Regions from separate parts of the Homo sapiens genome. Here regions 2, 3, 4 and 5 are each linked to region 1. The links are chromatin contacts, found by Hi-C or POLR2A ChIA-PET in ENCODE. All regions are on one chromosome and are shown on one strand. The core of a region is the stretch at or near the end of the contact, and the rest is flanking DNA. Distances in the headings are between cores, read along the strand shown.

Region 1 (4,576 bases), core at 410-2,909:
CCAAGTTCTGTTAAACTTTTAGTAAGGCTGAAGGCTTAGGCATGTTTTGACCATTTGTAACTGATAATAAGACTCATCACAAGGTACCCACAAAATTCACTGCCAGTCACTCTGCTACGTCAAAGCCTCTCCTACTTCAGCACCTACCTAGGCATAATTTTAACTGACATTTTAGCAATAAAACTTTTATTTGAAGATATCCTTGAGCCACAAATCTCTCTGGATTTAGATTTCAAGCAGTAGGAAGTAAGATGGTTTAACCTGCAATTCAATAAAAGAACTTCACATCAAACTTCAATCTTTAAGAAGCTGCTACAGCTATAATGTAAGGTTAAGAGTTTATTCTTTCAAAGCAGGTCTCCTCATCTCTTAAACGCTATACATATGAAGTAGATAAAAACTGGTTTCTTTTTTGGTAGCATTTAGGATCTACAAAAGTGATCCTTCAATTACTTGGAATTTCAAAAAATTGAGGTTACCTAGTAACAATGCACCAGTAGAACACAAAATACTCTGACTTTGTTTAGTCTGTGGGAAAAGAAAAATCTTTAAACTGGAAAGATTTTGTAGTCTTACAAAGATTACATTGGAATTGGAATTACTGTAGTTCGTTTTTCCCTCTAGGAGGGCAGCCATTTCTCTAAAAGTTGTGTAAAAGTTAAGACTAGGATTTCAAAATGCAAGCAGATGTTGATGAAGCATACGAAATGGGCAACTCCGTTTCTATTTCGGAGCCGCAGCGACTCCGACTTTGTGCCCCAACCCTGTAAAGGGCAAAACCTCATCCCTTCGGTGTAAACTTTCAAGAGAAGTGGGGCAGCACACTTTAGGCGTTTCACCAAGAGGCTGGCGACATGCTAGGTCAGGTTGTCCGGAGAATCGGGGCTGAATGGGAGAGATCTTGAGGGCAAGAGCCTCAGAGACCTTCAGGCACCGAGCTCGTGAAGGTTTCCAAGTGCCCCTCTCTAGCTGCTCCCAGGGGGAATTAGTGGTTGCTACAGTAGTTTAAGAGGGTCGTGGTTTTTCGCAACCCGGGCGGCGAGATGGCGCTTTGGTGTAAGCGAGGTAAGGTGGGTGCACTGGGATCTCCGCTCTCGGAGCCTCCAGCTGACTGCCACGCCGACTTGTGGCCAGACCTGCGACCTCCGCCCTCCCCCGCGGCGCCAGCCTCTGGAATCTGGCGTCGCCCCCACCTCTCCAGTCGAAGTGGGAGTCCCTCTGTGCGGGGCCTCGCCGCCATACCCAGGCCGAATGGGGGTGGGGAGGGAAGCTGGCAGAGCTCGGCCTCAGGATCCGCGCCCCTGTGGAAAGACCGCAGAGGGAAGCCGTTTCACCAGCCTCTCCCCTTCTGGGGTCTCGGGAAACACGCGGTAATTACCGAAGAACCCCGCACTCTGTGAGAGGCGAGGCTGCGGGGCTGCCGGGACGGTTTGAGGACCGGGCTCGGCCGAGGAGACTCCAACCTTCACCCTCCCTGGCCCCCGGTCCCACTTCCCGCCGTCTCCCGGCGCCGCCACTTCAGGTAGCCCACTCGGCCCGGCCTCTCCCCGCGCCCGGACCACCCCCCACGGGGTGCTCTCACTGCGCAGCGAGTCCCTCCGCTGCCTCCTCCCAGCCCAAAATGGCGGCGATGGCCGCCGAGCTTCTCGTCGCCTTCCTCAAAGGCCAAGGATCCCTCCGCGCCTGCTGCCCCGCCCACCTTAGCCGGATCTATTTTCTGCCCCGTAAAGATTAACGCCATCAATGAACTCTTTAATTGAGTTCGGAGAAGGCGGGTCCAGTTGTGCCTCCTCACAGCTAATCGTTGCCAAAAAAGCGAGAATATTGGCAGAAGGCTTGACCAATCAAAGAAGGCAGTGATGCGCGCGCGGTCTGCCCCCGCGCAAGGGTAGATGGGTTTTGGAGTCTCGGGTGTGGCTGTTGACGTTACAGGCCCTTGGATCGCTTTTCAGGCCAGAAGAACTACAATCCCCAGCAGGCACCGCGCGTCCAGGCTCTCTCTTCCCCCCCATCTTAGTGGCCTGAGCGGCTTGACCAGAGCTGCTGCAACTGCAGCAAGAGGTAGGGCTCAGGCGTTGGGAATTGCACCGACAGGCAGTCGCACAGAAAGGCACACAGATGTAGTGGTGTGCATAGCCCTTGACAGCGAATAGGTCAGTTCCACCTTTGCAAAACCTCTTTCCATGACTGTCTCCCTTCTTCCAAGAAATCCATCCTTATCCTAGTTGGGTTTCCCTCCCAGCTGCATGTAGTGCAAAGACCTCTTTCCCCTTTTCTCCTGTTTCCCTTTCTGAGAGGAAGGAGGGAGGCAGGCCAGGACCTTAGAGGAAAAGTCCTCAGCACTAGGCTGGCCCAGGTCCCAGCTGTGCTTCTGGCCTTTGGAGCCCAGCTTGGGGAGAAGGTTGGGGGTGCAGGGCTGCATCAAGATTGGGGCCACTGGAGACAGTGGGGAAGGACTCGTGAGCTTGCTCCATGTTCTCCCGTGGCAGCAGCAGCCCCGCTGCACTCCCAGCCTCCCCAGGCAGTCCTCCTTTGCCCCTTTGGTGGTTGGGGAAACAAAACTTACACCTGGCTTCCTGGCTGCCAACCTGGGCCTCGGTGACTTCCAGGAGGACAGTACAGGACATGAGTCCTGGTGAGGGACCCGAGGAGCAGGACAGAGAAGACGGCCCCTGAATCCCATTTGGCCCCTTGCTGGCTGGAGGTGTGAAAACCAGCGGTGGAGGCAGCCTTCGGGGCCTGCATTTGAGAATAAGGGTATGAAGGGCTGGGGTACAAAATGGCTGCCACTGCCTGGGCAAACAATTCTGGGCAGCCAGAGTATTCCTGACGTTCCTTCAGGATTTAGGTTTCTGTTGTTGTTCAAAGCAGGTGTCACTAGTTCCAGGCGTCTGCTGAAAGATTTGGAACAGAAGATGATGGCCACTCCGAACCAGACCGCCTGTAATGCAGAGTCACCAGTGGCCCTGGAGGAGGCCAAGGTAAGTCCCTGCCCTCCTGCCCACCCAAGCACCACGAGCACGGGTCCCACAGCTGAGATCCAAACTTCTTGTCCCAGATGTGTTGGTAGATTTGGAAAACCAGTATTTTGACGAATCAGTACTATGCACTAGGCAATAGGCCGGAATCCCAGTCTATGCTAGCTGATGAAATCTTAGTAACTGGCCGGGTGCGGTGGCTCACACCTGTAATCCCAGCACTTTGGGAGGCCTAGGTGGGTGGATCACCTGAGGTCAGGAGTTCGAGACCAGCCTGACCAACATGGCAAAACCCTGGCTGTACTGAAAATGCAAAATTAGCCTGGCATAGTGGTGGCGCATGCCTGTGATCCCAGCTACTTGGGAGGTTGAGGCAGGAGAATCGCTTGAACCCAGGGGTCGGAGGTTGCAGTGAGCCAAGATCTCGCAATTGCACTCCAGCCTGGGCGTCAGAGCGAGACTCCGTCTCAAAAAAAAAAAAAAAAAAAAAAAATCCTAGTAACCCTTTCAGGTAGGAATTATTTCCAATTCCCAGAAGCTAAGGTTCTGAGACCTGAAATACCTGTTCCAGAATCATGCTATCTACAAGCAACAGACCCAGGGTTTAAACTTAGGGCCTTCTGACAACAGAACATTGCCTTGACCTCAAGTCCAAAGAGGGCATGGAGGGACTGGGTTGAATGTTTACATTTTGTCCAGGCTAAGAACCAAGTCTGAAGCAGGAAGAAGAGTTTTTGGTTCATAATTTGGAATGGACCCAGGCAGGCAATTCACTTGAGACCAGAAGTTCAAGACCAGCCTGGCCAACATGGTGAAACCTCATCTCTACTAAAAATACAAAAATTAGCTGGGCATGGTGGCACATGCCTGTAATACCAGCTACTCAGGAGGCTGATGCACCAGAATCACTTGAACCCAGGATGCAGAGGTTGCAGTGAGCTGAGATCACACCACTGCACTTTAGCCTGGGCGACAGAGTGACACTCCATCTCAAAAAAGAAACAAAAACAAAAACAGGCCAGGCGCAGTGGCTCACGCCTGTAATCCTAGCACTTTTGGAGGCTGAGGTGGGTGGATCACCTGAGGTCAAGAGTTCAAGACCAGCCTGGCCAACATGGTGAAACTCTGTCTCTACTAAAAATACAAAAATTAGATGGGCGTAATGACAGGCGGCTGTAATCCCAGCGACTCAGGAGGCTGAAGCAGGAGAATCACTTGAACCCATGAGGCAGAAGTTGCAGTGAGCTGAGATTGTGCCATTGCACTCCAGCTTGGGCAACAAGAACAAAACTCTCTCAAAAAAAAAAAAATGCTGGAAGCCGGGTGCAGTGGCTCACGCCTGTAATCCCAGCACTTTGGGAGGCCGAGGTGGGCGGATCACCTGAGGTCACGAGTTCGAGACCAGCCTGACCAACATGGAGAAACCCCATCTCTACTAAAAATACAAAATTAGCCAGGCGTGGTGGCACATTTCTATAATCCCAGCTAGTTGGGAGGCTGAGGCAGGAGAATCGCTTGAAACTGGGAGGCGGAGTTTGCAGTGAACTGAGATCACGCCCCTGCACTCCAGCCTGGGCAACAGAGCGAGACTCCGTCTC
Region 2 (4,420 bases), core at 414-2,913, 530 kb before region 1:
AAAAAGAATGTGACGTGCTCTGGCAAGTGAGAACACGATGCTAGGGACAGAGGGTGTCAGAGGGTTGGACAGGTGTGGTTGACGGCAGAGGGGCCACCTGACCTGAGGCAAGTTCTGAGGCTACTGGTAGTTAATGTTCAGATCAGAGGAAGGGAAGAGCATTCAGGCCACTGGTATGGTTGGTCTGAGAAGGTGAGAGTCCCGAGGCCGGAGCCCAGAAGTGCAGAGAAGTGAAACTGGAGAGAGGAGCCAGGTCCAGATCCTGGAAAGCTTCACTTGCTGAGGGAGGAAGGGTGTTGGGATACCCCTTGGAGGCCTCGCAGGACTGTTCGCAAGGGAGATATGAACTCAGATGCCACACTCCACCTGCCCTGCCCAGGACACGAAACCCAGTACACAGAATTCCCTACAAGCTGTATCCCACTCGGGAGAGTTCCCCGGGAGGGCTAGACAGGAGGGCAGTGCTAACTGAGTGTGGGACACAGCCAGTGCCACCTGGGAGCCATGGCTGGGAGTCTCTCTCCAAGCCCTCCCCCACAATCCCTTCAGTCACCCCCCACCCACCCTTGCCAGCTCAGACACTCAGGCACACTCCCTCCGGTCACATCCCCCTTGAGGCCAGAGATAAGAATAAGCAACATGTCTCTTCCCACATCCCTTCCCTGCCCGCCCTCTGATTCTACCATCCAAAGCAGCTGCAGAGCCTGGAACACCCCAGGCCCCAGTCAGAGGAGGGAGCATGGGGAGATGGGAGCTTCCTGGGGGGGCCGTGGCTATGGGCTGTGCCCTCCCCTCCCACAGGGCTGAGGCTGGTGATTAGTTGGGTTAATTATATCCGAGCCATTTCCGATTGGCACAAGCCCACCCACCCACAGAGCCTGCCCAGAAGGCAGGCAGGCCGGGCCCAGGTCAGGATGCTGGGGCACCAGCTCCTCTAGGTGGATTCCTGACCCCTGTGCTGATGGCCAAACGGAGGCTGATTGTCCTCCCTGCTCCAGGACGGCCTCCTCTTCACTCACCAACTTTCTTACCCATCCCTCTGTTTTCTTTGTACCAACACAAGTCCCTCTCACTCCCCTCTCCTCCCCCCAGGTTTGGAATGAAATCATGGGGCCCTGAGTTCCGCAGTAGGCCCTGACATAAACACTTTGATTGGGGCTAATTATAAGGGCCAGGCTGAGAGGCTGGAGCCTTCGGAAAGCTTTGGCTTTCAAATAAAGGGCCCACGGCTCAGTCCCTAGCCCAGGCGGCTCTCTTCCAGGCTTCCTTATGAATGAGGGGTTCCAGAAAGAGGCAGTCCTCTAGAAACCCCGTGGTCTGTGGGCTCGCTCCATGTCCCACGCCTCATCTTGTCCCTTCTCGGTTGCTTTTGCCTTGGCCCTTCCAGGCCTCAGATCCCAGGGCCTTGCCGGATGGCTTGGCAGAGCCACCAGTCGGCCGTGGAAGACAAGGCAGCAGGGGAGGAGCTCTCAGGCTGGGAGGCAGGGGCAGCGGCAGGGGCAGGGTCAGGGGAGGCGCAGGGGAAGCCAGCTGTGACAGCCCAAGCCCTAATTAGTCGGCTTCAAAGCCGGCCGGAGAGAGAGCCCGCCTGCTTGTGTGCCCTGCTCACTCAGGCGAGTAAGACATTTCTGTCCCAATCAGAGGAGAGAGAGAAAGAAAAACACGGCCCACCGCCACCCCGAAGAGCCTTTAGACACTGGGCTGGTACCCCGAGTCAGGGAGAAAAACTGAGAACCCAGGAAATCATTCTCTTCTGTTGAAACTGATACGTAAGTGCTAGGAAGGGAAGTGTGTGGTGCCTTTAAATGATACAGAAAGGGGTAACGGAAGTGCTGGGTACAGGAGGGCGTAGTCCTTGGCTAGGGCTCCACCCCCACGGACCTAGGTGAGGACAGGCATTTTTGTTTTCCTGCCCAAATGTTGCGTTTCCCAAGTCCACCCTGTCCTGCCACGCCCCCATCCTGTGCCTATAAAAACCCGAGATCTACCCCCCCCAAGGAAAGCCAAGCCAAGCCGCTGGATGTTGAGGAGGAGCACGTCAGCGGAGGCACACACATTGGCTAGGCGTTGAGAGGAACGCACTGATAGGCACCGGCATGCTGGCAGGCCACTGATCAGGCAGAGCAACACAGAGTTTGGCTGAGGCAGTCAGAGGAGAGCGCGGGCCACCGAGCGGCCTGATTCCTAGGCGACAACCATTTACCTTCTGGCTGTCCCATATTCTGAGAGCGACTTCCACTCAATAAAACCTTGCACTCATACTCCAAGCCCACATGTGATCCGATTCTGGTACACCAAGGGAAGAACCCCGGGATACAGAAAGCCCTCTGTTCTCGGTCTCTGCGCCAAGGAAGAAGTCTAATTGAGCTGGTAAGACAAGCCACTTATCGACAGCAAAGCTGAAAGAGCACCCTGTAACACGCGCCCACTGGGGCGCCAGGAGCTGTAAGCATTCACTCTTAGACACTGCGGTAGGGCCGGAGCCCCACAGCCTGCCTGTCTGTATGTCTCCCCTAGAAGTTTGAGCAGCGGGGCACTGAAGAAGCGAGCCACACCCCTATCGTATGCCCTGCAAGGGGGACAAGGGAACTCTTCCCATTTCACTAGCACTTTGGGAGGCCATGACAGGAGGATCACTTGAGGTTAGGAGTTAGAGGCCAGCCTGGGCAACATGGTGAAACCCCATCGCTACAAAAAATACAGAAAAAATTAGCCGGCCATGGCACACGTCTGTAGTCTCAGCTACTCAGGAGGCTGAGGTGGGAGAACACCTGAGCTCAGGAAGTCCAGGCTGCAGTGAGCAGTGGTCAGGCCAGTGCATTTCATCCTGGGCAATGGAGTGAGACCCTGTCCAAAAAAAATTTTTTAAAAAAGTTGTTTTGGTAGAGACAGGGCTTTCTCCATGTTGCCCAGGCTGGTCTCAAACTCCTGACCTCAAGCCATCCTCCCCTCTCAGCTTCCCAAAGCACTGGGGTTACAGGCATGAGCCACGGTGCCTAGCTAACAGTTTTCTAATCTTGGAGAAGGAGGAAACTGGACATAATTATTTCTAAGCATCCTTCTAGCATTTAGTTTTCTTGCTCATCGTCCCAGTGCTCCATATCCCCACCACTACCCCACTCCCAAACATACTCATATGTAGCACCAGGGGCTGGGTTCCTGCATGCAAGTCATCTAAAAGTGACGCTATTGACTGAATGACTGTGACCTAGGAGGCTGGGCTGATAAGGATCACCTAACAAAAACCAGTTACTGATGTTAGTGCTTACACTAACATCCCCTTGAAGGAAAAGTCTTAAAGCCATTTTATAAATTGTCAACCTATTTGCCCTAATGTGGTCATTTTCATCACTTATTACCCTCCTCAAAGTCTTTATTATGCAGCTAAATTACAATAATGGTTTAATAGTTTTTGGCAAACTGGAACCATGATGTCACAAAAGCCATACAAGTAGGTAGTAAAGATGTTATAAATTCCTCCCCCTTTTTTAAAGCAGATAAGAAAAAAAAATTTTTTTTGAGACAGGGTCTTGTTATGTTGCCCAGGCTGGAGTGCAGTGGTGCGATCTCAGCTCACTGCAACCTCTGCCCCCCAGGCTCAAGCCATCCTCCCACCTCAGCCTCCTGAGTGAGTAGCTGGGACTGCAGGTGCACACCACCACACCCCGTTAATTTTTGTATTTTTTGTAAAGAAGGGGGCTCGCCATGTTGCCTAGGCTGGTCTCAAACTCCTGAGCTCAAGCAATCTGACCACTTCATCCCCACAAAGTGCTGAATTACAAGCGTGAGCCACCACGCCCTACAAGGGCCAAATGTCCAGTGGCAAGGCCATAAGAGCTGCTAAGTGACATTGCTTCATCATGAACTCATGCCCTCTAATTCCACATCCAGGGCCTCTGTCCTCTGAGAACACACATCCAGGACCATACCATCCCAGAGGTGACCTGTCTTTGCAGCTGTGAAGGGGAGCTAGAGCTGGGTGTGCCCAACTGATTAGGATTTGCTGAAACAATCCAACCCTTCTTCCATACTTAAAATCCCATCTGGTCTTCGTCCCATATATTTTCCTTTCCGTTTTAAAATGTGAGTCTCTTCTGAGGGAAAGCCAATCCATGTGTTTCTGATTCATTTAAACTTAATTTCTCCAAATAGCACTCTCTAACATCCCTGAATTTCATACATTTTTAGAAGACAGGAAATAGGAAGAGGCCAAGTATGGGCAGATTGGGAAGAGATGGAGCTCCCAGGCACTCACTGGGATTCTCTTCCTTAGGAAAATAATGTCTCCCATCCTTACAGTGGAGGCTGAGCCTGGATTCAATTCCATATTCTTGCTCCAGCTCTAGCTAAGGTGACAGTTATAACACGTGGGCCAGACAGTATGGGACTCCATCCGGCACACTTTTTTTTTTTTTTTTTT
Region 3 (4,435 bases), core at 1,868-4,367, 600 kb before region 1:
TCACTTCTTGTCCCAGCTGGTCTCAAATCTGGCTTCAAGCAATCCTCCTGCCTTGGCCTCTCAAAGTGCTGGGATTAAAGGCATGAGCCATTGCATCCTGCCCAAGCTAATTTTTAAAAACTCAGAAATAAATGCTGTATCTATCAAATAACAAATTACATCCTTTAGTTACAGGGCTCCTGTACTCAAGAGGCAGGTTGGCAGAATGAGAAGTGCTGTAGGTAGGCCTGTAATCTGAAGATGCAGGTTCTGGTCCTGTTCACACTCAGGTCCCTCACGTGAAAGGCAAGAGTAAACATGAAATACCGTGATTTCTCCTTATTTCATGTACAAATGCTAGACAAGTGTAACATCTTTGTGGAATCACTTTTCTTCTGGGCTACTATAAACTCTTTTTTTTTTTTTTTTTTGAGACAGAGTCTCGCTGTGTTGCCCAGGCTGGAGTGCAGTGGCGCGACCTCAGCTCACTTCAGCCTCCGACTCCCGGGTTCAAGCCTCAGCTCCTGCCTCAGCCTCCTGAGTAGCTGGGACTACAGGCATGCACCACCATGCCCAGCTAATTTTTGTATTTTTTGTAGAGACGGGGTTTCACTATGTTGGCCAGGCTGGTCTCAAACTCCTGATCTCAGGTGATTGCCCGCCTTGGCCTCCAAAAGTGCTGGATTATAGGCATGAGCCACTGCCCCCGGCCTACTATAAATTTTTGAAGGGCAGATGCTGTCATCTTTTTCCACATTCTCCATAGCCCCTATTATGGTGGTTTGAAATAAGAAAAAAAGTGTGTTGAAGGAATGAAAGGTTGCCTGAGTGAATGGAAGAATGTCCTCTATTTCCTGTTTCCAGCTCCCCAGCTCCCCATCTGCCTTGGGGTGGCTGGGAGGGGATAACTGTCATTCAGACCTGGCCCTAGGCCAGGAAAACGGGTTTGTCATGGAAGGAAATTGAAGATGCTGCGTTTACATTGGAGATTTGCTCTCAATTTCCTATCGGACTGCGAGCTTCCTGAATGGGGTATAGGAGCCTGTCATTCATTTTTGTTTCCACTGCTCAGCTTCCATGTTTGGTACCGGCTCTCAAGATGCTTTGAGATGGACTAGGCAGGAGATCTGAGGATCAAAAGCTCAGGCTCAAATGGAGCAGAGAGAGCACAACATTCCCATCCTTAGACTGCTCTGAGAGAAAATGGGCTTGCTGGTGGAATAGAGATGGGTGGGCTGGAAATGGGATGCACAAAAAAAGGCATATCCCCCTCGACACCCACTCATGCCCCAATTTTGAAGGAAAATTTTCATCCTGGTGTAGGGAAAAGGCAAATTCCCCAGGATGTAATAAGGAACATTTTCAAGTTGTAAGAAACCGGAACATCTTTATATCATTCATTCGATCAGGAAAAAAAAATTTTTTTTTGAATCCTGTCAAACCTGGATCCCTTTGTATCCATCTACTTAGAATATTTTTTCCTTCTCCCTACTCCTTTCCTCTTTTTGTTATTTTTCTTCTTCTGCTGTTGTTGTTTAAAACAATTCTTTTCTATATTGGAGCAAGAAACATTTCACCAGACTGTGAGGATTTGGCCCATACTGTGAAGCAAAGGGGCTTTCTAAACTCAATTTTCTTTCTTCTTTTTAAGTCCCCCCTTTCCCCTGTCCCTCGGGAGAGACAACAGAAAATAATTGATCCATCATCCAGTATCAGGCCCAGGAGATTTACATGCAAATTCCTCCTCGACCCCTTTCCAAATTTAAAATCCTAGAAGGGAAAAGAAAAATTCTAAAAGTAGCAGGAACCCTGCTGGCCACACCCCACCCCTTACCAGGTGAGAGATGTGGAGGGGATAATTCACCACAACCCCCCAGTTTCCTCCCGCGTCACACACGCCACCCCTCTCTGGTGTGGAACCACTTAAGATTTGGGTAAAACTCCCCTCTCGCCCTGGAGACGGGATCTGGAAGCTTTTAGGGGGCGGAGGTAGAGGTGGGGAGGCAGAAGGAAAATTCCCTCAAACGTTCGTCAGGCCTAAGAGAGTCGTCCCTTCACTCAAAATTGCCCGTCACCCCCCGCCCCCCACCATTAACTTTCGATTAAGACCTCCTCCTTAGGGCAACTAAACTTTACTTTGCACAATTAAGATTTGCCGCAGAAGAAGCGGGAGGGAGAAGCCGCAGCTCCGGGCCATTCTCCTTTCCCTCGCTCCCTCCAAGCCCCCCGCCCCAACCCTCCAGCTCCGGGCCTCCGAGTTCCTGAGTTTTCTCACTTTGAGGTGCCACCGAACACAAAGAACCATAATGGGCTCCTTTGTGTTGGCTACGGGGCAATTACGCCTCGGAGTCCTGGTCCCTTTAAGAGTCTCTTAAAGAGACAGGATCCCATTTTTCAGAGGGTTTTTTAAGGGTGTGTGGAGGGGGAGGGCGAGGGATCTACGTGTAAAGTGAAGTGAAACTTTCGCCTGGGCTCCAGAAAGAGCGGACAGAAAAGGTCTTTGTAAATTGTTAGTTTTTTTAAAGTCTGTTTTAATTTTTAAATTTGAGATTTTTCACTCGATTTGAAAAATTGGACTAGGAATAGGTGGGGTTCGAGGATCGGGGGCGGGGGCAAGGGTTTAAAGAGTCCCCACCCGGCAGAGCACCTCGGCCCGGGAAGAGGAGTGAGCCAGGGTCGAGTAGTGTCCCCCGATCTCGCCGCGGCAACTCCGGAGAAATCCCGGGCTGGGCAAACAGCCCTTAATATAATAATAGCTTGTCTCTTTAAAAAGCAAAAGGGGGGGAAAGTTTTGTTGGCATCTGGTTTCTGATCTCATTATGTTGTGGTCGACCAATCCAGCCCTCGGGCCTGGTCCTCGGGTTTAAATCTGATTGGCCGAGAGCACATTTTGGGTTGGTGCTTAGAGCTCGACGGGGCGGTTTCAAGGATCCCTTTTTTGGGGGGCTGAGGAGAGGGCGGGGCCGCCAGCGGGGGCCCCCTTGAAACCGACTAATTGGGATCGGAGAGGCCGAGGTGAGGGCTGGAGGAGGCACAAAGAAGTCGCTGGGTGCAGAAGGGAGGGGAGAGGGGGAGCTGAGAGGCGAGAGGAGGAGGAAGAGGAGAGAGGGCAGCAGCGCGCGGTGTCTCCGGCTGCTCAGTCCGACCGCGGCAAGCAAGCGGGCAGGCGCACCGCCCCCTCCCCCGCCCGGCCTCCCCAACTCTGCGGCCGCGAGTAAAGTTTGCAAAGAGGCGCGGGAGGCGGCAGCCGCAGCGAGGAGGCGGCGGGGAAGAAGCGCAGTCTCCGGGTTGGGGGCGGGGGCGGGGGGGGCGCCAAGGAGCCGGGTGGGGGGCGGCGGCCAGCATGCGGCCCCGCAGCGCCCTGCCCCGCCTGCTGCTGCCGCTGCTGCTGCTGCCCGCCGCCGGGCCGGCCCAGTTCCACGGGGAGAAGGGCATCTCCATCCCGGACCACGGCTTCTGCCAGCCCATCTCCATCCCGCTGTGCACGGACATCGCCTACAACCAGACCATCATGCCCAACCTTCTGGGCCACACGAACCAGGAGGACGCAGGCCTAGAGGTGCACCAGTTCTATCCGCTGGTGAAGGTGCAGTGCTCGCCCGAACTGCGCTTCTTCCTGTGCTCCATGTACGCACCCGTGTGCACCGTGCTGGAACAGGCCATCCCGCCGTGCCGCTCTATCTGTGAGCGCGCGCGCCAGGGCTGCGAAGCCCTCATGAACAAGTTCGGTTTTCAGTGGCCCGAGCGCCTGCGCTGCGAGCACTTCCCGCGCCACGGCGCCGAGCAGATCTGCGTCGGCCAGAACCACTCCGAGGACGGAGCTCCCGCGCTACTCACCACCGCGCCGCCGCCGGGACTGCAGCCGGGTGCCGGGGGCACCCCGGGTGGCCCGGGCGGCGGCGGCGCTCCCCCGCGCTACGCCACGCTGGAGCACCCCTTCCACTGCCCGCGCGTCCTCAAGGTGCCATCCTATCTCAGCTACAAGTTTCTGGGCGAGCGTGATTGTGCTGCGCCCTGCGAACCTGCGCGGCCCGATGGTTCCATGTTCTTCTCACAGGAGGAGACGCGTTTCGCGCGCCTCTGGATCCTCACCTGGTCGGTGCTGTGCTGCGCTTCCACCTTCTTCACTGTCACCACGTACTTGGTAGACATGCAGCGCTTCCGCTACCCAGAGCGGCCTATCATTTTTCTGTCGGGCTGCTACACCATGGTGTCGGTGGCCTACATCGCGGGCTTCGTGCTCCAGGAGCGCGTGGTGTGCAACGAGCGCTTCTCCGAGGACGGTTACCGCACGGTGGTGCAGGGCACCAAGAAGGAGGGCTGCACCATCCTCTTCATGATGCTCTACTTCTTCAGCATGGCCAGCTCCATCTGGTGGGTCATCCTGTCGCTCACCTGGTTCCTGGCAGCCGGCATGAAGTGGGGCCACGAGGCCATCGAGGCCAACTCTCAGTAC
Region 4 (4,986 bases), core at 2,296-4,795, 840 kb before region 1:
TCTTACATGGCATCACCTACCTGCTGTCCCAGGTCTGGGGACCTAGAACACCCCCCTATCCCTAGGCTGGCAGAGGTTGGGGCTGGGAGCTGGGACTGACTGGGTTTGGGCCGAGGTGGGGACAGAGGGAGGTCAAAGGCCCAAGACTATGCTCACGGCGGGCCAGCGCGCCAGCCACCATGGGTGCGTAGAGGTCAGAGGTCAGGGCTCGACCACACAGGAAGGCCTTCAGTTGGTCATAGGCAGTGAAGTAGATGGCGGTAGCTGGCACAGTCATCACCCTGGGGATACAGAGAGAGGTTAGCTGGGACTCCCAAAAGGACCCAAACTTTTAAAGCATCACCTGCCCCACCTAGCCATTCAACAGGGAGCAAAGGGTCAGGAAGTACCAGAGGAGAGTGGTGCAGGACCCGGCTACTCACAGGGTGGCGGGGAGGCCGCTCCAGAGGGTCCTGGTGCCCTCGTGCCTCACGATCTTCACGAAGGCATCCTGGCCAAGCAGGCACCAGCCCAGGGGAAGAGGAGGGACACAAGTGATGTCTGTGATGGGGCTGGCCCAGGCTAGGCCTTTGCCTGACGCCCTCAGCCTCTGCCCACAGCCCTCAGGCCTCCCTGCCTCTACACATGCAGTACCCCAGCAGCTGGGTCCAGGCGGACACCTGGTCACCCTTCAAAAACCTTATGGAGGCCAGGCACGGTGGCTCACATATGTAATCCCAGCCAGCACTTTGGGAGGCCAAGGCGGATAAATCACTTGAGGCAGGAGTTCGAGACCAGCCTGGCCAACACGGCAAAACCCTGTCTCTACTAAAAATACAAAAATTAGCGGCAGGTGGTGGTGCACGCTTGTAATCCCAGCTACTTCGGAGGCTGAGACAGGAGAACCACTTGAACCCAGGAGACAGAGGTTGCAGTGAGCTGAGATCACACCACCGCACTCCAGCCTGGGTGACAGAGCGAGACTCTGTCTAAAAGAAAACAAACACCCCATGGAGGTACTGCCTTCTCCGGAAGCACTTCCTGACGGAACCGGCTACCTCTGCGTGCCTTGCCCAATCCCTTTACTCCTGGGTCTGCTGCCCAGCCAGACCGAACTCCTCACGGACACCGACGAATCCCTACGGACCCAGCTGCTCCTCACCATGGTGCCAGTGAAGCGGGTAGGGTCTTGAAACCAGGTGGCACAGCGGGCACCATTTGGGCACAGGTACAGAGGCTCCAGGACACCATTGCAATACAGGAGGCACTTCCCTGTGGATTGGAGAGAGGAGGGCACTGGGGAAAGGCAGGGGGCATTATAATGACAGGATCCTAGAACCTTGCAGGGAGGCAGTGGGCCCCTATCCCTGGAAGGCCAGTAAAGGCCAGGTCCCTGTGTGGATGTTCTGGTGCAGGTCACAGGACTGGCTGGCAGGACCTGGGAGTATATGCTAGTCCATGGCTGTGGAGCCCACTGGTGCCCTGGGGACAGGGACAAGGACTGTCTCCCCCTTGCACCCTCCCATGCTCCCTGTGGCTTGGGGCACTCACATTTGGTATAGGAGAGGCTCCACAGTCTGGAGGAAGGCATCAGCTCTAAAATACAAGGCAGCCCCTCAAGTCAGGAGAGCCCCCACCCGCCCTAGGGACCCCATCTCTGGGAGATCTTTTTATTTTATTTTTTGAGATGGAGTCTTGCTCTGTCGCCCACCCTGGAGCATAGTGGCACAATCTCAGCTCACTGCAACCTCCACCTTCCCGGTTCAAGCGATTCTCCTGCCTCAGCCTCCCAGGTAGCTGGGACTACAGGCGCATGCCACCAAGCCCGGCTAATTTTTGTAGTTTTAGTAGTGAGAGAGTTTCACCACGTTGGCCAGGCTGGCCTTGAACTCCTGATCTCAGGTGATCCACCCACCTCAGCCTCCCAAAGCGCTGGGATTACAGGTATGAGAAACCACGGCCAGCCTCTGGGAGATCTTTCTTTTGCCCAGGCACCACCCCTCACTAGTTCCAGGTCAGGTACTCACCGCTGGCCATGGAGGGCCGCTGAGACTGCAGGCGAACCTTCACCACGTCCAGGGGTGTCACTGGGGGAGGAAGCGGGTCTGAAGGCTCCTTTCAGGACCCCACCCCTAGGACTCCTCCCCCAGGACCACACAGCCTCCAATCTCCGGTCTGCCCCATCCCCACCCGCCCCCACCCCACCTCCCCTAGGTCTTACTGAAGAGAGAGGTAACCACAGCCCCGGTGCCTGAGGCCACCATTTGCTGGAGGGGGCTGATGCCCGCAGGGTCCTGGTCAGCCATCTTGAAGCTTCAGTCCTGAAAACCAAACCTCAAACAGACCACAACTCCAGGGATGGCAGGAAAGGAGGCTGGGCCACTGTGAGACTTTTGTTTTGAGACGGCGTCTCGCTCTGCGCACTGTTGCCAGGCTGGAGTGCAGTGGCACCATCTTGGCTCACTGCAACATCCACCCCCGTTCAAGCGGTTCTCTTGCTTCAGCCTCCCAAGTAGCTGGGACTACAGGCGCGCACCACCACGCCTAGTTAATTTTTGCATTTTTAGTAGAGACAGGGTTTCACCATGTTGGCCAAGATGATCTCGATCTCCTGACCTCGTGATCCGCCCGCCTCAGCCTCCCAAAGCACTGGGATTACAGGCGTGAGCCACCGCACCCGGCCCACTGTGAGACTTTAACCCAACCCTCATCCACCGCCCTCGAAACATCTGTTGCCTCAACAACCCTGGCAATGACCTCTAAAGCAGGGACTGTCCGCCCCCCTCCGCCGGGGAAAACTAAGGCTCGGGGAGACGAGGTGGCCTGCCCAAGGTCACTCAGGAGTGGTTCCGAAGGAAGCTAGGGTGCCAGACCTATCGCTCGAATGCAGTAGGAGCCAGGGTCCTTCCCTCGTCCACCTCGCACGTGTCCACTGCGCACCTCCTACGTGCAGGCGCGGATTTGGCCCTCGTGGCCCCAAAATCAGAGTACCTGTGCTGCCCCCACAGCCCCCACTCCAGCACCAAGGCCCCGGGCAGGCACCTGAGAGCCCAAGTTACTGGGCGTGGAGGGACGGCCGGGCATCGAGGGTGACGTGTAAACAGATCCGGTGACCAAGAAGGGCCCGTCGCCTCCTCAGGACTGCGGGCTGGGATGCCCGGCCCTCCCCGCCCGGCCGGACGGGCCAGACCCGGGGCCCGGAGAGAAAGAGCAGTCTCTGGGTTCCCGCCCCAAAATGCAGGCCCGGGGCGCAGCCGGGAGAGCGGGAAGTAGGAACGTAGGACCAGGACGTCTCCCCGACCCTCGGCGACACTCCCGGCCCCGAACGGCGGAGAGCCGCCAGGTGAGGGGGACCACGCCAGCTCGACGGCCCCAGCACCTGCCCTGGCTCGCACGGCCGCCCGGAGACCCCCGCTTCCGTCTCCGCCCCCAGCCCCGGCCCAGTGCCGCCTACCTGGCTCTAGGCTGGTGCTCGTGCGGCGCGGCGCCCAGGGTCAGGCGGGCCCATACCGGCTCCGCCGCCTGTGCGCGGTCCGCGCGCGCTCGCAGCGCACCTAGGCCGACGCCGAAAGCAGCCAAGGGGGCCCCGCCCCTACACCGCGCCACGAGGCCCCGCCCGCCGCGGGCCGACCAGCCGCAAGCCCGGAGTGTCCCCGGCTCCGCCCACTCGCGTCTCCGCCCGGACCTGCGACGGTCCCGCCCCCTTGACGGGGCCGCGCGGGCGAGTTCCATGCCTGTCCAGCGCTGAGAGCTGCCGGCCAACTTCGCGGTCTCCACGTCGCGCTTAACGTGGCAGCAGCACGCACTTCCAGCATCTTTTTTTAGACAGCATCTTTTTCAGCCTCGCTCTGTCGCCGAGGCTGGAGGGCAGTGGCGCGATCTAGGCTCACTGCAGCCTTGACCTCCCGGGTTCAAGCGATCCTCCTGCCTCAGCCTCCGGAGTAGCTGGGACCACAGGCGCGCGCCGCCACGCCCGGCTGGTTTGTTACTTTTATTTTTGTCTCCCTATTTTGCCCAGGCTAGTCTGGAACTCCTGGGCTCAAGCGATCCGCCCACCTCGGTCTTCGAAAGTGCTGGGATTCCAGGCGTGAGCCGCCGCGCCGGCCTTAACAGCGCATTTTCACCAGCCCCGCCCCGGCCGCGCGCGGCACTGGAAACCCCAGCGCCTTCTGGACGGCGAGGGTGACGCACTGGCCCTCTTCCTCGGTGTCCTCAGGTGCGTGGCGGCGGCAGTGAGAATGAGTTCTTCGAGATCGCCGGGAGACCACACAATAACGACGAAGTTACTTGCCGGGCTACCCGCCGAGACTTGAAAACTTCGCGGCGACTTCTCTCGCCGGCCTTAGCATCGCCCCCATTTTTCAGGTTACAGGACAGGCCTGCAACTGCAAAACGCTTTGTAAACCACAGGGCCCCGCGCGGGTGTGCGCCACTGGGTTAGCTGAGCTGCAGCCCGGGCCGGGCGGGCTGGGACGTGAGCAAGCCGGGGGAGACGGGAGAGCCATGGGGAGCCAGATCCCACCTTCGCGTGACCTTGGGCAAATCACAACCTCGCCTAAGGCCCGGAATGACTCTGCGCGGAGAGGAAGAGCACTGAGTGCGGGAGGGCATCGACGTTTTGGTGTTGGTTGCTCTCGTATCGTGATTTCTTCTGAGTCTCAAAACTCTTTGCAGTAGGTTATTGTTGAAATAGATTACCACAGGCCGGGCGCGGTGGCTCACGCCTGTAATCCAGCACTTTAGGAGGCCGAGGCGGGCGGATCACTTGAAGTCAGGAGTTCGAGACCAGCCTGGCCAACATGGTGAAACCCCGTCTCTACTAAAAATACAAAAGTAGCCGGGCATGATGGCTGGCGCCTGTAATCCCAGCTACTCGGGAGGCTGAGGCAGGAGAATCGCTTGAACCCGGCCGGCGGAGGTTGCAGTGAGCCGAGATCGCACCACTGCATTCCAGCCTGGGCAACAGAGTAACACTCCGTCTCAAAAAAAAAGGCCGGGCGCAGTGGC
Region 5 (4,971 bases), core at 1,164-3,663, 940 kb before region 1:
GATCAAGGGAGAATTTCTGGCAAATAAGAAAAAGGAAACAGAAGCAGAAGCAGGATACAGGGCAGCTCTGAGGCAAGGTAGGCAGGTGCACAGAAACTCTCAGGGCCCTGCTCCAGGGAGAACCCCCAGAATTACAAGCTGTCTTGTCAGCCCAACTACCCAGGGAAGCAAGAACAGGTCTGGAACAGTTATTTTTCAGCCACTGAAATGCAGCCCCAGAGAGCTCTAGGCCACTGTGGATGGGCTGGGAGAATAGCCACCCAAGGCCAGAAGTCAAAAGGGCTCTCCATTTTCATTTGCATCTGGTAACCTGGGCCAGAGATTCTGCAGAATGGGCCACGTGGACCCATAATCCCCTCTCCCCTCAATGTCCCACAAGCATGGCCAGCTGTCCAGCTTCATCCTACTCTCTATCCCCATCTAGACTGGATCACTGCTGAATGAGGCAGAGATCTAGTTGAGTACATATATCCCATGGCTTGGGGCCTAAAACCACCAAAACAGCCCTTTTCTCCACCTGCCTCTACAAAAGCCTCATGGTCTTCCTAAAAAGCCTGAGAAGCCTTCCCCAACCCCTTCCTGACCCTTCCTCTACACTCATCCTTCCTCCCATTCCAGGACACTGGGCTGGGACACACTTCAGGCTGAATGGGAACCCCAGAAGGCAGGCCTCCTCTAACACAGAGGGTGAGGGACAGGGAGAGAGGGGAGGTGAGCCACTCCAGGCCAAATAATTTGGATTCAGCCAAACCCCAAGTGTGGGAGATGCTTGATTCATAAATACTCAAGGCACTTTCTCCCCCAGTTCAGTGTATGCAGACTGAAAAAGCCCTTGAAGAAGGGAGTGAGCCCCGCAGCCACGAGGGAAAGAGGGTTTAAGTTTCAGAGGGCCGGGGGTGGATGCCCCTACCTTGGCCTTTGGGGGCGGCCATTTCCAGGTCTGTGGGGCAGTCGGCTTCTCCGTTCATCCTCCAGCTGTCCAGCCACCTCCTCGGTCGTGCTGGCCGGGCAACCCGGGGTCAAAGCCACCTCACCCTTTGGAAGACATACCAGTTCCCACTCAGGAAGGCTGAGAGGTGAACGACTAACGACTTTCTAACCGCCCAGAGTAGAAGGGGGCAGGTCCACACTCTGAGAGACTCAGCCATGACCTTATTAGACTTAAGGGGTCTATGGGAATGGGAGTGCGCCCCTCCTCTTCCTCGTGACCCCCTCCCCCAGCCCCTGCAGCCCGGCTCCGCGGCGCGCGCCCTCCCCTGGCCACGCGAGGGCCTGCTCCTAGCTCCCGCGTGCAGCGAGCGCCCGCCCTCCGCCCCGCTTCCCAACCCCAGCCAAAAAAAAAAAAAAAGAAAAAATCTCCTCCTCCTCGGAGCGCCCGCCCCGGGGAGGCCCCAGGCTGGAGGGCGGGGGAAGAGGAAGGGCGGGTAAAGGGCGCGCGCGGCCACGGAAGCGGGCACGCGCCCCAGTCTCCTCCTCCCGCCTCCCCCCGGCCGGTTCCCCCCGCCTCCGCAACCCGGCGGGGACCCGGACGCAGCGCAGCCGCCGCCAGCCCCGGAGCGGAGCGGCCGCACCGCCCCCGGGGACCGGATCCGGATTCCCGCCGCTCCCCCCTCCCGGGCTCCCTTCGCCGTCCCCGCCCGCACAGGCGGGCAAGCAGCCGGAGAGAAGCGGCCTAGCCTGCCCCCCGCCCCCGAGCCACCCACCCCGGCCAGAGGCGCCGCCACCGCCCAGCCACCCCGACGCGCACGGAGGAGCCCGGCACAGAGGCGCGACCGCGGCGGGAACCGCCGCCTCCTCCCCCGAGCCTGCGGCCCAGCCCCGCCGGCGCCCCCGCCCCGGCCTCCGGGGAGCCGAGCCAAGGAGAGGGCGGGAGGACGGCGGCCGGGAGGCGGGGGCGCAGCGCTCACCGGCCCCGCCGCCCCCTCCGGCGGCCGGGGAGAACTGCGCCTGCCGGCTCCGAGAAGCGCGGGCTCCTCCGCCAGCGGCCGGGGCTCGGCTCAGGCCTCGCTTCCTGCCTTCCCCTCCCCCGGCTCTCGGCGTCCTCCCAAGTGCCCTGGTCTGCTCGCGCCCGGTCGCCTGCTCGGTGGTCGCTTCGGGTCCCCGCTGGGCGCCCACCGCACCCCGCGGTTCGCTCCCGCCGTCCGGCCCCGACCCCAGCGCGCGTCCTCAGCCGCCTCGGTTACCCGGCGCAGCGCGGCCTCCGGGCTTCCCGCTCCAGCGGCTCCCTCCCTGGCTCTGAGTGGCGGCGCCCTCCCCCGCTCGGCCGGGCACAGCCGCAGCTCCCTCCCGCGGCGGCAGCGGCTCCTCCTCCGGGCGAGGCGGCGGCGCTGGGGCGGCGGCTGCTGCTGCTGTGGCGGCGGCGGCGGCGGCGGCGGCTGTGGCTGCTGCCTGCTGCTCCTCGCGGCGAAAAGCACAAAGCACAGCGCCCTCCGCCTGCAGGCAGCCCGCCCGCCGCCGGCCCCGGCCTCAGCTCGCACACCCCCCGCCGCCGCCGCAGCCTCAGCCGCCGGAGCGGGGAGGAGGAGGGAGAAGGGAGGAGGAGGAGCGGGAGGGGGGGCGGGAGAAGCGGGGCAGCGAGCGCGTCCTTCCCCGTAGAGCGCACACCGACCCCCGGGGAGCGAGCGCCAGCCCGCCCGCCTCGCCGGCTCCGCTCCCTCCCACAGCCTGCCCGGGCGGGCTCCGCGGGGGGCAGCTGGGAGGAGGGGCGGGAGCTGGGGGGACCCGGGCGGCCGAGGCGGAGGGAAGGAAGGAGGGGAGGGGGGTGGTGGTGGTGGTGCTGGCGGCGGCGGCGGCTGCTGCTGCTGCTGCTGCCGCCGCCGGGGAAGGGGGGGGGGGCCGGGGCAGGGAGACACGCAGCCGCCCGGATGGCGGCGGGGCTCGGAGCCTAGGCGGGCGGGCGGGCGCCGAGAGCGACCTCGCCAGACCCGCGGGGGAACTAGCAGGCTTCGCCGGCGAGGGAGGGCCGAGGTGCGGCCGCGGAGAGGGTGCCCGGAGGTGCCCCCGGCGTCCGGGGAGGCTCGGGGGGCGCCCACAGCCCTGCTCCGGAGCTCTCCCCCAAGTTCTCCCAGCTCAGACTAGGGCTTCCAGGCCAGCTCTCTCCCGCCTCCCGGAGCGAGCGGTCCGCGCCCACCCTCATCCCCCGGAGCGTGGCCGCTGGTTTGGGGCGCACGCACGCCGATCGCGGCGTCCAGCTTCGGTGCCTACCTCGCGGTCCTCTCCTTGCCGAACGGCACATACGAAACTTAAAAAAAAACCCGAAAACTAAAACCTCTGCATTAAAAAAAAAAAATCCCCGTTGCTCTTTACACCCCGGAAACGGCAAGGGAACGACGGGCTCCGGCGGAGGGGCCGCTGTGGGAGCCGGTTCAATCCAGCCCGGCATGGTTCTCCAGGCCTGCCCGGGCGCATGAAGATCGGCGCCGCCGCCACTCGTAGCAACCCCTCTCCCCCGAAATCCGCGGCTCCCGGGCTCACTTACCGAGCGTGTGGATGGGAGCGCAGGCCGGGGGCACCTGGGAGCACGGCGGGCCGAACAGTCGAGCCGCAGCTCCGCTGCAGCCGACGCCGGGGCAGCGAGTCGCCAGACAAAGCCCGAGATGGCGAAGCGGAGCGACGGCTAATGGCGAGCCCCACGCGCCGCGCTCCGCCCGCCCCGCTCCGCCCGCCCGCCCGCCCGCCTCGGCGCAGCGCAGCGCCGCTCCGAGCGCTTGCCCGTCAGAGCCGCCTCGGCGCCGCCGCCTCCCGGGCCACCCCGGCCTCGCCTGGCCCCTCCGCCTCCTCCGGGCGGCTCAGCCTCACCCCTTCCCTCCCACTGCTCTAGGGGTTGCACAAAAAAAATTTTTTTTTTTTAAAGAAAAATGGTTTTCGTCTTTTTTTTTTCTTTTTGCAGGGCGGGCATGTTGAGACTTTTGGATATTTCTGCCCCCAGCTCGCACTCACCTGCGGAGCCGCCGGGAGGGCTAGGGGTGGGGGCGCGCGGGGCTGGAGCCGGCGAGCGCGGGTTGAAAGCCAGCCAAGCTCTGCAGCGCCCGACCCGGGCGTGTACGCCGCCGCCAGTCCCCGCAGAGAAATCGTCCTCCTACCCCGCCTCCATCGCTCTGCGTTTCTCTTCCAATCAGCCGGTCGCTTGGTGGCTCCTCCATTCTCCGGCCAAGCCCAGCTGCCTAGAGCGAGCTCCACTCCTCCATCTGTTCGCCGGGGTCCTCGCTCCCCTGCCGGGGCCGGCGAGACGGCGTGAGGCCGGAGGGGGATTTGCAAGGAAACCTGCCTGCTTCCCGCTCCCATTGCTCCATCCCCGCTGCCTCCTGCCTCCTGCTTCTCTCCTGCGTCTTTCCAACTCTCCCCTGTCGCCACTGGTGTGTGTCTGAGTGTGTGCGCGGTTTTTTTTTTTTAATTGCTCTTTGCTTTTGCAACCCTGAAGCAAAAGGGGGGGGGGGTAGTTACAGGGAAAAAAAAAGCGAGAAAGAAGCTCTTAGATTTGCAACACATCGGAAAACCGGGGGAGCACCCCGCCTTATCCGATCTCCATGCTCCGCAAGGGCCTTCCGGGTTTTAGGACAAGCTTCTCAATGTCCCGTTTCGCTGGGTTTAGGATCCGAGGAGTCCGAGCAAAAAGTTCTCCCCCTGGGTCGTAGTGACGGGTGTCGGGGTGGGAGTTGCGGGGATTTTTCAAGAAGCAGCAGCTACCCCGGCGTCGGTCACTGGGCCGGGGTAGGGGAAAGAGCAAAATCCCAGTGGGTTTGCGCGAGGGATCTTCTAGGGTCGAGGCGGGTGTGGGGGGAGTTGGAACCGGGAGACACCGCTTGGCGCATCTCTCCCTCGGTCTCTACCTCCTGTCCTATGCCAGCTCCCCCTTTAATTTTTTTCCTCTCCTTTAATCTAATTTCTTCCAACTCCACCTTTGTTGTTACCGGCGTCACACCCGGACCAGCCAATCCCCGCCACGCAATCAGCTTGTCAAAAAGCCTCGGC

What was found. Hi-C counts contacts between places; a loop is a spot of excess contacts on that map. ChIA-PET counts read pairs that join two places held with the same protein, here RNA polymerase II (POLR2A). Pooled maps may share reads with other maps.
Region 2: a pooled map shows a loop between it and region 1 (4-fold over the local background). The contact joins the enhancer-like site here to the promoter of HEXIM2-AS1 in region 1. A Hi-C loop is called at or near these places in 1 of 50 pooled maps. POLR2A ChIA-PET finds 5 or more read pairs at or near these places in 2 of 52 experiments (OCI-LY7 and WTC11).
Region 3: a pooled map shows a loop between it and region 1 (5-fold over the local background). The contact joins the promoter of FZD2 here to the promoter of HEXIM2-AS1 in region 1. A Hi-C loop is called at or near these places in 4 of 50 pooled maps. POLR2A ChIA-PET finds 5 or more read pairs at or near these places in 2 of 52 experiments (PC-9 and activated B cell).
Region 4: a loop to region 1 is called in a map of naive thymus-derived CD4-positive, alpha-beta T cell, with 6 times the contacts of the local background. The contact joins the promoter of SLC25A39 here to the promoter of HEXIM2-AS1 in region 1. A Hi-C loop is called at or near these places in 1 of 168 maps with a recorded cell type or tissue (naive thymus-derived CD4-positive, alpha-beta T cell) and 3 of 50 pooled maps. POLR2A ChIA-PET finds 5 or more read pairs at or near these places in 3 of 52 experiments (H1, K562 and MCF 10A).
Region 5: a pooled map shows a loop between it and region 1 (7-fold over the local background). The contact joins the promoter of UBTF here to the promoter of HEXIM2-AS1 in region 1. A Hi-C loop is called at or near these places in 4 of 50 pooled maps. POLR2A ChIA-PET finds 5 or more read pairs at or near these places in 2 of 52 experiments (B cell and activated T-cell).

The regions. Positions count from the first base shown.
Region 1 is chr17:45,159,879-45,164,454 of GRCh38, forward strand. HEXIM2-AS1 (HEXIM2 antisense RNA 1) reads right to left here and starts at 1,660. Exons shown (of 3, transcript NR_186789.1): 1 at 1,583-1,660. It overlaps HEXIM2 (HEXIM P-TEFb complex subunit 2), which reads left to right and starts at 1,997. Exons shown (of 4, transcript NM_001303441.2): 1 at 1,997-2,153; 2 at 2,610-2,757; 3 at 2,872-2,981. The coding sequence starts at 2,916. RefSeq lists enhancers at 632-1,247, 1,248-1,863, 1,517-1,746, 1,864-2,479, 1,897-2,096 and 1 more.
Region 2 is chr17:44,627,053-44,631,472 of GRCh38, forward strand. No RefSeq gene overlaps it. Among named protein-coding and RNA genes, the nearest start is that of LINC01180, 21 kb to the right of the region's middle. RefSeq lists a silencer at 1,413-1,532 and an enhancer at 1,643-1,802. Within about 2 kb of position 1,664, at least 9 of the 41 ENCODE cell types and tissues checked have a DNase peak (open chromatin) inside an H3K27ac peak, as active enhancers do; they include OCI-LY7, where a contact is called at or near this core.
Region 3 is chr17:44,554,367-44,558,801 of GRCh38, forward strand. It overlaps FZD2 (frizzled class receptor 2), which reads left to right and starts at 3,118. Exons shown (of 1, transcript NM_001466.4): 1 at 3,118-4,435. The coding sequence starts at 3,323. RefSeq lists enhancers at 1,613-2,382, 2,383-3,150, 3,368-4,328 and silencers at 2,825-2,924, 3,323-3,569, 3,815-3,864.
Region 4 is chr17:44,321,278-44,326,263 of GRCh38, forward strand. It overlaps SLC25A39 (solute carrier family 25 member 39), which reads right to left and starts at 3,546. Exons shown (of 12, transcript NM_001143780.3): 1 at 3,434-3,546; 2 at 2,201-2,300; 3 at 2,007-2,066; 4 at 1,531-1,575; 5 at 1,142-1,275; 6 at 423-490; 7 at 157-281. The coding sequence starts at 2,285. LOC124904009 (a long non-coding RNA gene) reads left to right here and starts at 4,176. Exons shown (of 2, transcript XR_007065768.1): 1 at 4,176-4,344. RefSeq lists silencers at 3,089-3,308, 3,329-3,758 and enhancers at 3,859-4,048, 4,209-4,288, 4,339-4,398, 4,469-4,986, 4,579-4,628.
Region 5 is chr17:44,217,262-44,222,232 of GRCh38, forward strand. UBTF (upstream binding transcription factor) reads right to left here and starts at 2,414. Exons shown (of 21, transcript NM_014233.4): 1 at 2,184-2,414; 2 at 911-1,035. The coding sequence starts at 968. All of the region lies in intron 1 of ATXN7L3-AS1 (ATXN7L3 antisense RNA 1), which reads left to right. RefSeq lists silencers at 1,141-1,310, 1,361-2,380, 2,140-2,304, 2,431-3,120, 3,631-3,850 and 1 more and an enhancer at 4,565-4,971.